Linked DNA regions of Homo sapiens: region 1 is linked to region 2. Evidence: chromatin loops called from intact Hi-C (ENCODE). Cell type or tissue: endothelial cell of umbilical vein. All regions are shown on one strand. Links, peaks and the distances in the headings refer to the core of each region. The heading gives the core; the rest is flanking DNA.

Evidence for each region. Hi-C counts contacts between places; a loop is a spot of excess contacts. Peaks named below come from ENCODE experiments on the same cell type or tissue, not always from the same donor. Only the 100,000 strongest peaks of a DNase experiment are listed, where the experiment ranks them.
Region 1: it touches region 2 in a loop (4-fold over the local background); 2 of 110 quality-filtered maps call a loop at or near these places.

Annotation. Positions count from the first base shown.
Region 1 is chr12:70,607,078-70,612,458 of GRCh38, reverse strand. It overlaps PTPRB (protein tyrosine phosphatase receptor type B), which reads left to right. Exons shown (of 34, transcript NM_001109754.4): 4 at 3,120-3,390. Among named protein-coding and RNA genes, the nearest start is that of PTPRB, 28 kb to the left of the region's middle. In endothelial cell of umbilical vein, for the core only: no CTCF peak of the experiment used is centred there; DNase peaks (open chromatin) are centred at 1,868, 2,318 and 3,108; H3K4me3 peaks cover 3,013 bases; H3K27ac peaks cover 2,585 bases.
Region 2 is chr12:70,690,411-70,695,791 of GRCh38, reverse strand. All of the region lies in intron 8 of PTPRR (protein tyrosine phosphatase receptor type R), which reads left to right. Among named protein-coding and RNA genes, the nearest start is that of PTPRB, 56 kb to the right of the region's middle. In endothelial cell of umbilical vein, for the core only: a CTCF peak has its summit at 2,898 (motif pointing left); DNase peaks (open chromatin) are centred at 241, 2,901 and 4,281; H3K27ac peaks cover 1,522 bases.

The DNA.
Region 1 (5,381 bases), core at 58-5,057, 83 kb after region 2:
CAAAGATGAGAACAAAAACCAAAATGAACCAATTTATTTATACTTTGTCCAGTAGTTTCAAATAAACTCCTCATAGAAAAGATGATATCTGGAAGCTTTTTTCAGTCCTATACTTCCTTGAATATATTACAGTTTTCTTGGATTTCTCATGTTAAGTTTTGTACTTTTAAAAGGAAAAATGTTATCGGTAAAAGCCTGAGTTTAAACTCTTCCTCTTGTTTCATAGTATGCTCATGTTTATGGGTCATTTAGGACTCACTAATCATTTGGGAGCTCTGCTGTCAGCCTTAAGGTTCTGCTAGCACATTAAAGTTTGCAAAGGTAGTTTAATGTAGTTGTGATATTATTTATTCATAATAGCTGTGTGGTGTATTTAGAGTAGGTATTATTCCAATGTTACAGTTGAGGAAAGTACATTGTTATCTAAATACAGCAAGAGAAGAAAAACATAATGTTGCAAAGGAATAAAACTGGGAAAAGGCTCCTATAAAGGCTGAGGGCAGCCAGAGCCTGTAAGAAGGCTTGCAGTATCTGTGGAGAGCAGGAGGGGACCCCTGCCACTGATGAGGCTGACAGGTATGCCAGGCTGTGAAGAGCCACTGAACTTGGGCACAAAATACAGAGTAAAAGTTCTTTACTCTTCAGGTGACCTAGGCAGAGAAATAGGGAGTTTTTTTGTTCCCAGAAATACACAGATGTTCTAGGTTTGACCTTCTTTGAGTGTTTGTTAACTTGAAAGGATTTGAAATCTCTGGTCTGGCTGTAGATTAAAAGTCTGTAGAATCTCTCGAGGGGAAGAAACTTCGTTTTTTCATTAAGAGGTATTTTTAAAAGCATGTTTTCTAAAAGAATTGAAGCAGGCCAGGCACGGTGGCACACGCCTGTAATCCCAGCACTTTGGGAGGCCAAGGCGGGTCGATCACTTGAGGTCAGGAGTTCAAGGCCAGCCTGGTCAACGTGGTGAAACCCTGTCTCTATTAAAAATACACACACACAAAAAAAATTAGCTGGGTGTAGTGGCACACGCCTGTAATCCCAGCTACACGGAAGGCTGAGGCTTAAGAATTGCTTGAACCCGGGAGGCAGAGGTTGCAGTGAGCTGAAATCGCACCACTGTACTCCAACCTGGGTGACAGAGTGAGACTCTGACTCAAAAATAAATAAATAAATAAATAGAATTGAAACAATTTTCACTTTTTTCTTTTTTCTTGTTTTAACTTTCCTCAAAGTAGACACAGTAGATATAGTAGACAATAACATAGCTTTATGTATAGCCTATTTGAAAAAGAAAGGAATATGCCATCCTTCCCGCTGATTTGAAAATTAGAATGTGGAATTTCATTTCTTTTGGCAGTTGTTAGGGATGGTGCTCCAAAAAAGCAATAAAAAATTATAAAACTTGTTGCAATATTTTGCTTTTCTCACTTGTGTACAATTAAATATTTTTGCTCTTTAGTTATTGGGAGCTTTTCTAAAATCAGTTTTCAGATAAATAACCGTTTGGGTACTGAAGCAGTTGCTAAAGGGCATACAGTTAGGGCTGAACGCTGAATAAATGCCATTTTTTTTTTAACTTGTGGAGAGCTGACTATCAACAGTAGTTTCCACAAATGAGAGTTTACATGGCTGTCTTCTTTTGGCTGGACAATTAGGGATGAAATGGCTTTAACTACTGGATGATAAAACTGTTAGCTGTGGGTTGAACACTTGGTAGTGATTATATTTGTCGTTAGCGCTATTTACATAAGATTTAGGGAGGATACAAACCTATACAAGAGAAAAGGGAAAGTGATTGGGAGAAAAGAATGGTCAAGCTGACAATCCTTTTGGGGTCTTTTTCTCTTGCTAGTGTCAGGGGATGCCACCGGGACAAATGAATGCTTTGAAGTGAGAAGGGCAAAAGCTCTCTAATAAAAGACTTCAGGAAAGAGTGCAGGCGACCTGGGGAAATATGCTGCGGTCAAGTTTAATCCTGGGAAAAAGTGGTCCTGGAGAAAGCAGATGAGGAAGATAGGAAGGAAGATAGGGAGGGGGAGACGCTGGGTGTGGAGGGAGGAAAGGGGCGGGGGTGGGGGCCTGGAAAGTGACAGGGAGCAAGCACTAATTGTGGCTAAGGCGACTGGGTCGAGAACCACAGACTGGGGAAAAGGGAGAGTACGGGAGGAGGAGGAGGCAGAGCCCCGCGGAGCCGGACCGGACCCCTGGCCGGGAAGGTATCGGCGCGGGGCAGCGGGGGCAGCTTGGCCCACATCGGGCCCCTTGGCAGGCTCAGGCGTTGGCTCCTCGGGGCTCCCTCCCTCGCCGGCGCATTGTTCCTTTGCCGGGAGACGAGGAAATTGCCTTTTGATTGCGGAAGTCAGCGGACGGGGCTGGGGCGAGGCAGCGCGGGTCAGAATGGCAGCGTGGGAAGGGCGGCGCGCTGCCTGTCCCCGCCGCCTCTCGCGTCCGCAGCCCGCCCGGGGCGGCAGGAGCAGCAGCAGCAGCGGTGGCCGCAGTGGCCCCTGCGCGTCGCCAGCCCCGAGGGAAGCGCGCTGCGCCCACGGGGCGCGCTGAGCGCGCGCAACAGGTGACCCCCTGCCCCGGCCCTCGGGCCGTCCCACGTCCAGCCCCCTCGGTCTCCTCTGGATCTTAACTACTGAGCGCAATGCTGAGCCATGGAGCCGGGTTGGCCTTGTGGATCACACTGAGCCTGCTGCAGGTGAGTGGCCCGAGAAGGGGTCAGAGCTGATGCGCCCCCTCCCCGCCGAAAACCAAATTCCCACTCCACTTTCTCGTCTATCGGGTTGTGCTTTGAAGAGGGAGGTGGCAAAATTTCTTCTTCTGCCTTGGGAAGAATGATCCTCTGGTGAGCCCCCCAACCCAGAATGACAGCTTATCCAGCTGTCAAAGCAAAAAGCCACCTTCTCTCTCCAGCTGCTCTCAAGGGACAGCAGCTAGGGAGAAAGTTGCCATCCACCTCCCCTGCAAGCCTCTTCTCTGGCCAGAGGGCAAAAGGACTGGCTGAGGCAAGGGACAAAGGATAAGTAGAGGAGAAAGTGTGGCTTGAGGAGCTTGCTGTGGACATGTCCCTGAGCAGTCCAGACTGTGGACTTAAACTGTTGTGTCTGATTCCTTTGCAGACTGGACTGGCGGAGCCAGAGAGATGTAACTTCACCCTGGCGGAGTCCAAGGCCTCCAGCCATTCTGTGTCTATCCAGTGGAGAATTTTGGGCTCACCCTGTAACTTTAGCCTCATCTATAGCAGTGACACCCTGGGGGCCGCGTTGTGCCCTACCTTTCGGATAGACAACACCACATACGGATGTAACCTTCAAGATTTACAAGCAGGAACCATCTATAACTTCAGGATTATTTCTCTGGATGAAGAGAGAACAGTGGTCTTGCAAACAGGTAAAGGATGACAGGTGCAATTGGATGGCCAAGCCACACGGGGTTGGGCCCTGCCTTTTCAAGCTGGTGTTTCATTTGAGTTCCAGGGATACAAAAAATGAAGGTAAAAATACCTGTGAAGATAAATATTGACAGAAATGTCTGGTTTCCTCGGATCTAGCCAGAAGCAGCTTGGTGGACTTTCAGAGACTCCCTTAGTGCTGAAAACAGCCAACTAGCTACTGAAAGGGTCGGGGTGGGGTGCAGGGCGGTCAGCAAAGAGAAACTTTGGGCTGCGGTGGGAATTTTTTAAAGTGATGTGGTTTACGCTTCCATTGCATTAAATTGTCAAACCCTGGAATAATTTTAAGTAAACGTTTTTAGAATAAATAATAGAAGTACAATATTAGGGGTATGCCTTTCCTCAACTTAGTTTTATTTTTAGAACTGTACATAAAATCTGCAGGAATAGAATGGAGCCATTCATCAGGGAAAATTAGAAAAGTCTCTTGAAATGAGGACATGAAAATTGTTTTGTATCTCTTGAGTAATAACCCAAACAGCATAGTATCAGAGAACGTCCTTTGATTACTTTACAGCAATTATTTTCCTTACACTTTTGCTGAATCCCTCCATGTGGATATGTTCAGAGTTTGCCTTTCTTGCCTCAGTTTTCTTATCTGTAAAATGGGAGTGTTAGACTTAGGTCATTCAAGTCCAAGTTCTTACCAAGTGCTCAACACTTAGGTATGGGCTGTCATGTACATTACCTCATTTAATCCTCAGAGCTACCCTCAGACATGCTCTAAATTCTTTAACAATTTTCAGGTTTTCTGACTTCATTAGTCTTCATTATCTCTATTTGTTGCAACAGTGTATCCTTACCTTCATCCAGAGATTCAAATTTATGTTAAAATTTTAAAAGTCAAATTTAGAAATGTGTTGCCCTTAGTATTCTTTCACATTTCAACCTGAAACAGGATCATTTCTTTTGCTACAGTTCTTCAAAGAGGTGTGAGAACTTTCAGCTCTAAAGGCAGGTGCAGCAGTTTCAGAGAATTTAACTGGGCTCATGTAGTAAGTCAACTAGATATTATCTTTTTTTTTCAAAGAAAAAAATCAAAATGCCCAATTACATCACTTAACTTACTTCAGATGAAACTTTTAGATGATATCTGAGATTTGCAGCATCTTAAGTTGAAAAGAGAAATCGCTTGTTAAGAATCTGGTGGTTTCTCTGACTGGGCGCAGTGGCTCACACCTGTAATCGCAGCACTTTGGGAGGCTGAGGCAGGTGGATCATGAGGTCAGGAGTTCAAGACCACCTTGGTCAACATGGCAAAACCTCGTCTCTACTAAAAATAAAACAAATAAATAAATAAAAAATTCGCCTGGTGTGGTGGCGGGCGCCTGTAATCCCAGCTACTTGGGAGGCTGAGGCAGAGAATTGCTTGAGCCCAGGAGGCAGAGAAGCCAGATTGTGCCACTGCACTCCAGCCTGGGCAACAGAGGAGACTCTGTCTCAAAAAAAAAAAAAAAAAGAAAAGGAAAATGAATCTGGTGGTTTCTAATATGGAATCAGAGAGCCTGAAATAGACCACATAATTAGAACATTTTACAAAAGTTGAAAGGCTGGGTTTTTAGTCCAAATGTTGTTGGTTTCTTAATATTACAGGATAGTTCTTATAAATACTCATATTGCTAATACTGTGAAATACATAACATAGAACTTACAGATGTGTTAATTGTGTTTAGAAAGGCATCTGGCCAACTAGTGTATGTGTTCAGTGGAGCAGAGCAATTTGTAAAAGCAGGCTGAGCTTTCAGAAGTTTGTTGGAGAAAAGATTAAGACCTTTAAGAAGCCAGAATATGGTTGTTTAAACCAGAGGATTTACTTTTTGGAAAAACAGTAATGGAAAAGGACTTACTGTGGGTGTAATTAGTTAGAATAGGCTTTGAGTTTAATTATGCAAGTAGGTATTCAAGTCCAGAGGCATTTCTGAAATGTAAG
Region 2 (5,381 bases), core at 220-5,219:
GAAAGTGCTGCGTGTTAGAATTTGTGTTTTCTCTCTCCCTCTCTCTCTCTCTGTTAAATTTTTATCTAAAATATACCAAACATAAGTAATAAGGGAATATACCTCCATCACAATTATATATACCCAAACCATCATCTAATTTTAGAAGGATTTGGAAATTATTAGCATTAGTTCAAAGTTCAGCCTTCTCCATTTCCTGCCCAGATGATATCAGACAACTGCTTCATAGTCCTGTGTCAGTTTTTCCGTTCACAGAACTGGGTGGACCGCTGGATTCAGGGCACCTGTGCTGACAGCTGATGTTGCAAATGATGGATTTTCTGTTGAAAATGTCTGCAGGCTGAATGCCCCACCCACCACCCTCTGTTGCACAAAATATAATTTAGGAAATATAGCTTAGAAAAGCCACACTATTGGGTGAAAGCATCCAAAAAGCCTGGAATGAATACACAAAGATGTTCTTTATGGTTTTAGACTGTAATATGAGATAAACTTGAAATATTACATAAAATGATGATTATTAAATGATCAAGAATTTAAACATTATGATTGTTTTTAGTTTTAACCTACACTAAACTCTTCTTAGTTCTAAAAGCTTGACAGCTTGTACATAATAGCAACATTATACAATTCTGAGAATGCCTTGCAACAGATATATGGATAGGCAAGAATCAATTATGAATAAATCAATTTATAATTATAAATTAAATTATAGTCATTTCTCTAATGACAGTGTTATCTTGGCTGAGATTAAAATGCTAAAGTCAAGTTTATATCAAATTATTTTGCAGTGTAAACAAATATTAGTGATAAAAATATGTCTACATCCTAAATCACAAAAGTAGTAGGAAAAAACAATCATACATCAATAGAAAATTATTAGCAGACAATAAAATATAATACTGTAATAATAATCATACATCAATAGAAAATTATTAGCACACAATAAAATACTGTAATAATAAGTTTAAATTTTTTATTTTTACTTTAGATTCAGGGGGTACCTGTGCAGGTTTGTTACAAGGGTATATTGTGTGATGCTGCCGTTTGGGCTTCTTCTGACGGCATGACACCCAGAGAGTGAACATAGTACCCAATAGGAAGATTTTCAGCCCTTCTCCCTTTCCCTCCCTCCCTTTTTTTGGAGTCCCAGTTACTATTGTTTTCATCTTTATGTCTATGTGTATCCAGAATTTAGCTCTCACTTATAAGTGAGAACATGCAATATTTGGTTTTCTGTTCCTGTGTTAATTTGCTTAGAATAATGGCCTCCAGCTGCATCCATGTTGCTGCAAAGGACATGATTTTGTTCTTTTTTATGACTTCATGGTGTTCCATGGTGTATGTGTACCACATTTTCTTTATCCAATCCACTGTTGATGGGCATCTAGGTTGTTTCCATGTCTTTGTTATTGTGAATAGTGCTGCACTATAATAATAAATTGTATGCATATTTCTTTTATGCAGTGTGTTGATACAAATATAAGATAATATAGATACACTTAAAGAATGCCATTTACTCAGGTCATCATTTTATATTTAAAATTTTAACATCTAATAATGTTTCCTACTTAAATTATGTTTCCTTTTTTATTATATAAAGTACCTAGCACAGAGTAGATATGCAAATAAGTGAACCACTCATTAAAGCAACAAGTTATGTAGCTAAAGCAAGATACTGGAATTAGATTTGATTTCCTACCCCAACAAAAACATTTATAATTTTTGGCAGGATATTTAATCTCCCTATGCCATCCTTTATTCCCAAAAGTAGTGATAACAATACTCTCCTACAAGGCTACCGAGAAAATTAAATGATAGTATGTGTAAAATGTCTGTCAAAGTTCCAACTAATAGTAAGCCCTCAGCTAATGTTAGTTTCTCTTTCCCTCCCTATCTAACTGAAGATGAATCCATTTCTAACCTCAGAACCAATTCCAGGAAATAGGGGTACCATCTATGTATAGAGAAGTTTACAGTTTTAAAAGCAAAGTACTCAAGAGCCCCATTTTCATTCATTTATAACAGTAGTGATGAAAACGATGATGATTATACATTTTTTGTTTAATTCTTGGCTTTTTTTTTTAGTACAAGCTATATATTACAAGAGTTTTTCTTGGAAACCTACATTTCCCCATACTCAGTTATATGTTGTATTCTTGCATTTGTAAAAGGAAGTAGTTGGAGCCACACACAGTGGCTCATGTCCTGGAGTTTGAGACCAGCCTGGGCAATATAATAAGACCCCATTTCCACACACACAAAAAAAGTTTAATTACTAGCCTGGGCAACATGGCAAAACCTCATCTCTACCAAAAAATACAAAATGTAGCCAGGCATGGTGGTGCACATGTGTGGTCCCAGCTACTTGGGAGGCTGAGGCAGGAGGATCACTTGAGCCCGGGAGGTTGAGGTCGCAGTGAGCTGTGATCACATCTGGGAGTAGCCACTGCAATTCAGCCTGGGCAACAAAGTGAGACTCCCCTCTCTGAATTTTTAATAAAAAGGATTTGGAAACTTCTAAATACTTGGAAAATACTGTAAGTTACTAATTACCAACATAATTTAGCTTTACAGGGAAACTGTTTCTAAGCAGTTTTTAGCTTTACCAGTAAATCATATACATCATAGGCATTATAAAAACTGAAGGAAGCAGGCCTCTTTTCAAGCCTGAATGGTGTAGGATGTTTATGGAAACTTCTAACAATCAGTGGATACTGAAAGGCATGAAAGATTTCTTGTCCTCTTTGCTAAGAAAAGAAAAAAATATCTAGAAAGTCAAAAACAGGGCTTTAACTCTTTCTCATAGAAATTAATTCTGACATTAAACCCTCTGTGAGCCACATCCCAAATAGAAATCACAAAGGATACAAAAGTGAATTAAATACAGCCTTTGCCCTCTAGGGGCTCACCACACTCCATTGAGGGCAGGCAGAAATTTAAGCACTTAAAATACAAGATGATAAATACTAAAATAAAACTCAGGGGACCCAAGCAAAGAAGAGAATGCCTAATTCTGCCTGGGAAGGTCAGGGAGAACTTCAGAAAGACAGTATTTTCTGAATTGAGCCCTGAGTAATGAGGAAGACTTTACCATGCAGAGAAGGCAAAGGAAACAATATGTGCAAAAGCATAAAATCTGCAAAAACATAGAACATTTGGGAGATTGCCCTAGGTCCATGGGGCTAGATTATATGATACACGTGGGAAAGCAGCTGTTGGTGAGGCCTTGGGATGATCATTAAGGATCTGCTCTATCTTGCTAAGTACCCCTCTTGGCATTCATCTTCTAGGCCTGCACTGTCAAGTAGAGCAACCAGAACCCACTTATGGCTAGGTCAGTTTACACTTAAATGAATTAAAATTAAATAAAATTAAAACTTTAGTTTCTCAGTTTTTACTAGCCACATTTCAAGTGCTTGAAAGCTAGAGGCTACATTTTTTGGACAGCACAGATAGATAATATTTTCATCACCTCAGAAAATTCTATTGATCAGGGCTGCTCTAAACTGAATTATCAATAAGTATATAAATATAATAGTTAAGTATGTAAATACAGTAGGTATAATAAAATTGAGTCCAACGGACAAATAGGATTATATACAATACCTTCTTGGAAATTCACAGGGTCCATTAACATACTGAAGACCCTGAGAAGTCCTGCAGTAAAAAGAATATGGTTCAGATTTGTTTAACCCAATGTTTCCCATATTTATTTGGGTACTAACCTCTTTTTGTAAAAGATGACTTAATTTATAAGTCATATAGTATAATTCTATATGTTATAGAGGTAATGATTTACAGGTAATAAATATTTTGGGAAATACTGCTATGGGCAATTGGGAAGTATGGATGACATTTAGACAATGGAATCATGTGATCAGATTTTGTTTTACAGAGCACCTTGACAGCTATGAGGAGGATGGATTGGAAAAAAGCAAGATTGAAGGCAGGGAGACCAGGAGATACTTGAGTCCTAGTCCAAGAAGACAGCCATGCAAACAGAGAGGCAAGACAGACCCCAGCGTATTTTAGGAGACAGAACAGGCAGAATATGCTAACATTCAAATGCACAGAAACTCTACACGGACTGTAGAGCTGTGGCAGCACACCTAACCTAAACAATAGCAGAAAGCTGTCAGGAACACATGAAGGGCATGAGGAGTTTCACAAACCTGTGGTCCATTCAGAAGGAAATAATAAATAGAAAAAGCTGGACTATAAATGAGGAGACCGGGCTGGTCTGAAGTATGTATTTGAGAGCCCTCAGGATGTGCGTAATAAAGTCACAGGAATGAATGAGTCACTCAACAAGGCAGTATCAAGTGAGGATAAAAGAGGGTCAAGTTGAATCCTAGAATTAGCAACATGAAAAGGGGCAGATTAAATGAGCAGGAGATTGGAAAGAGGCCACCGAAAAGGGAGCAGGAAAACCAGAACGTTGTGTCCCAGAATCTAAGGGAAGAGAAAACTCGAAAAAAGGATATACAGTCAACAGTTTTTGAATGCTTCAGAGAGGACATGAACAAAAATACCACAATGGGATCACTGGGCTTAACAACAAGAGGGTCAGTGGTGACCTTAGCAAGGGCAGTCTCTGCACAGTGCTAGGGTTAGGATAGATCACAGTGTACATGAGGAGGATTGAGTTGCAGATGAGCATGGAGGAAGTGTGTGTATAATAAACTCTTTCAGAAGTTTGCCTGTCTAAAAAAGAAAAGCAATAGAATAATTGCTAGAGAAGGATATATAGAACTGACCTTTTTTTAAAAAATAGAAGAGATCTTTAAATCAGTGCAGTAGACATTCACTGAAGGTCTGCTATGCAAGACATTAGATCTTATAAAGATGGTGAAAAATCCCCATCCCTGCCTTCAAAAAGCTCAGAGTGTACCAGGTCAAAGAAATCATAAAGAGACGAATTAGTAATATTAATGTATGCAAATGATGGTAAAAATAATTTCCACATTTTCCGTAACACTTTAGTCCACAAAGAGTCTTTCAACTCTTGATGGAAAGTGATTTTAGAATTTAAGACAATGTTGCTAGCACTAAACGAATCTAACCAATATCAGATACTTGTGCTGTCAGTGAACAAACCGCTACATATGCTAACTAAAGACAGCTTCTTCCAAATAGTGAAAAAGACTTCTGTCCAGGCCATGTGTTTGTTGTAGGTCAGAAGAAAGGAAATCAGTGCAATAAGCAATTTAGGGCTATCCAGACTGAACTAATCACTGCGTGCATTCTAATGGCAATGTTATGGGGCCTGAGGGCTTAGTTTTAGACTAAAATGATGATTACCTTTTGTTATGTTGCTAAAACGTTATTTTTTATAGATCGTGATAATTATTGGACATGCGAACTCCAACTCTAAGAAA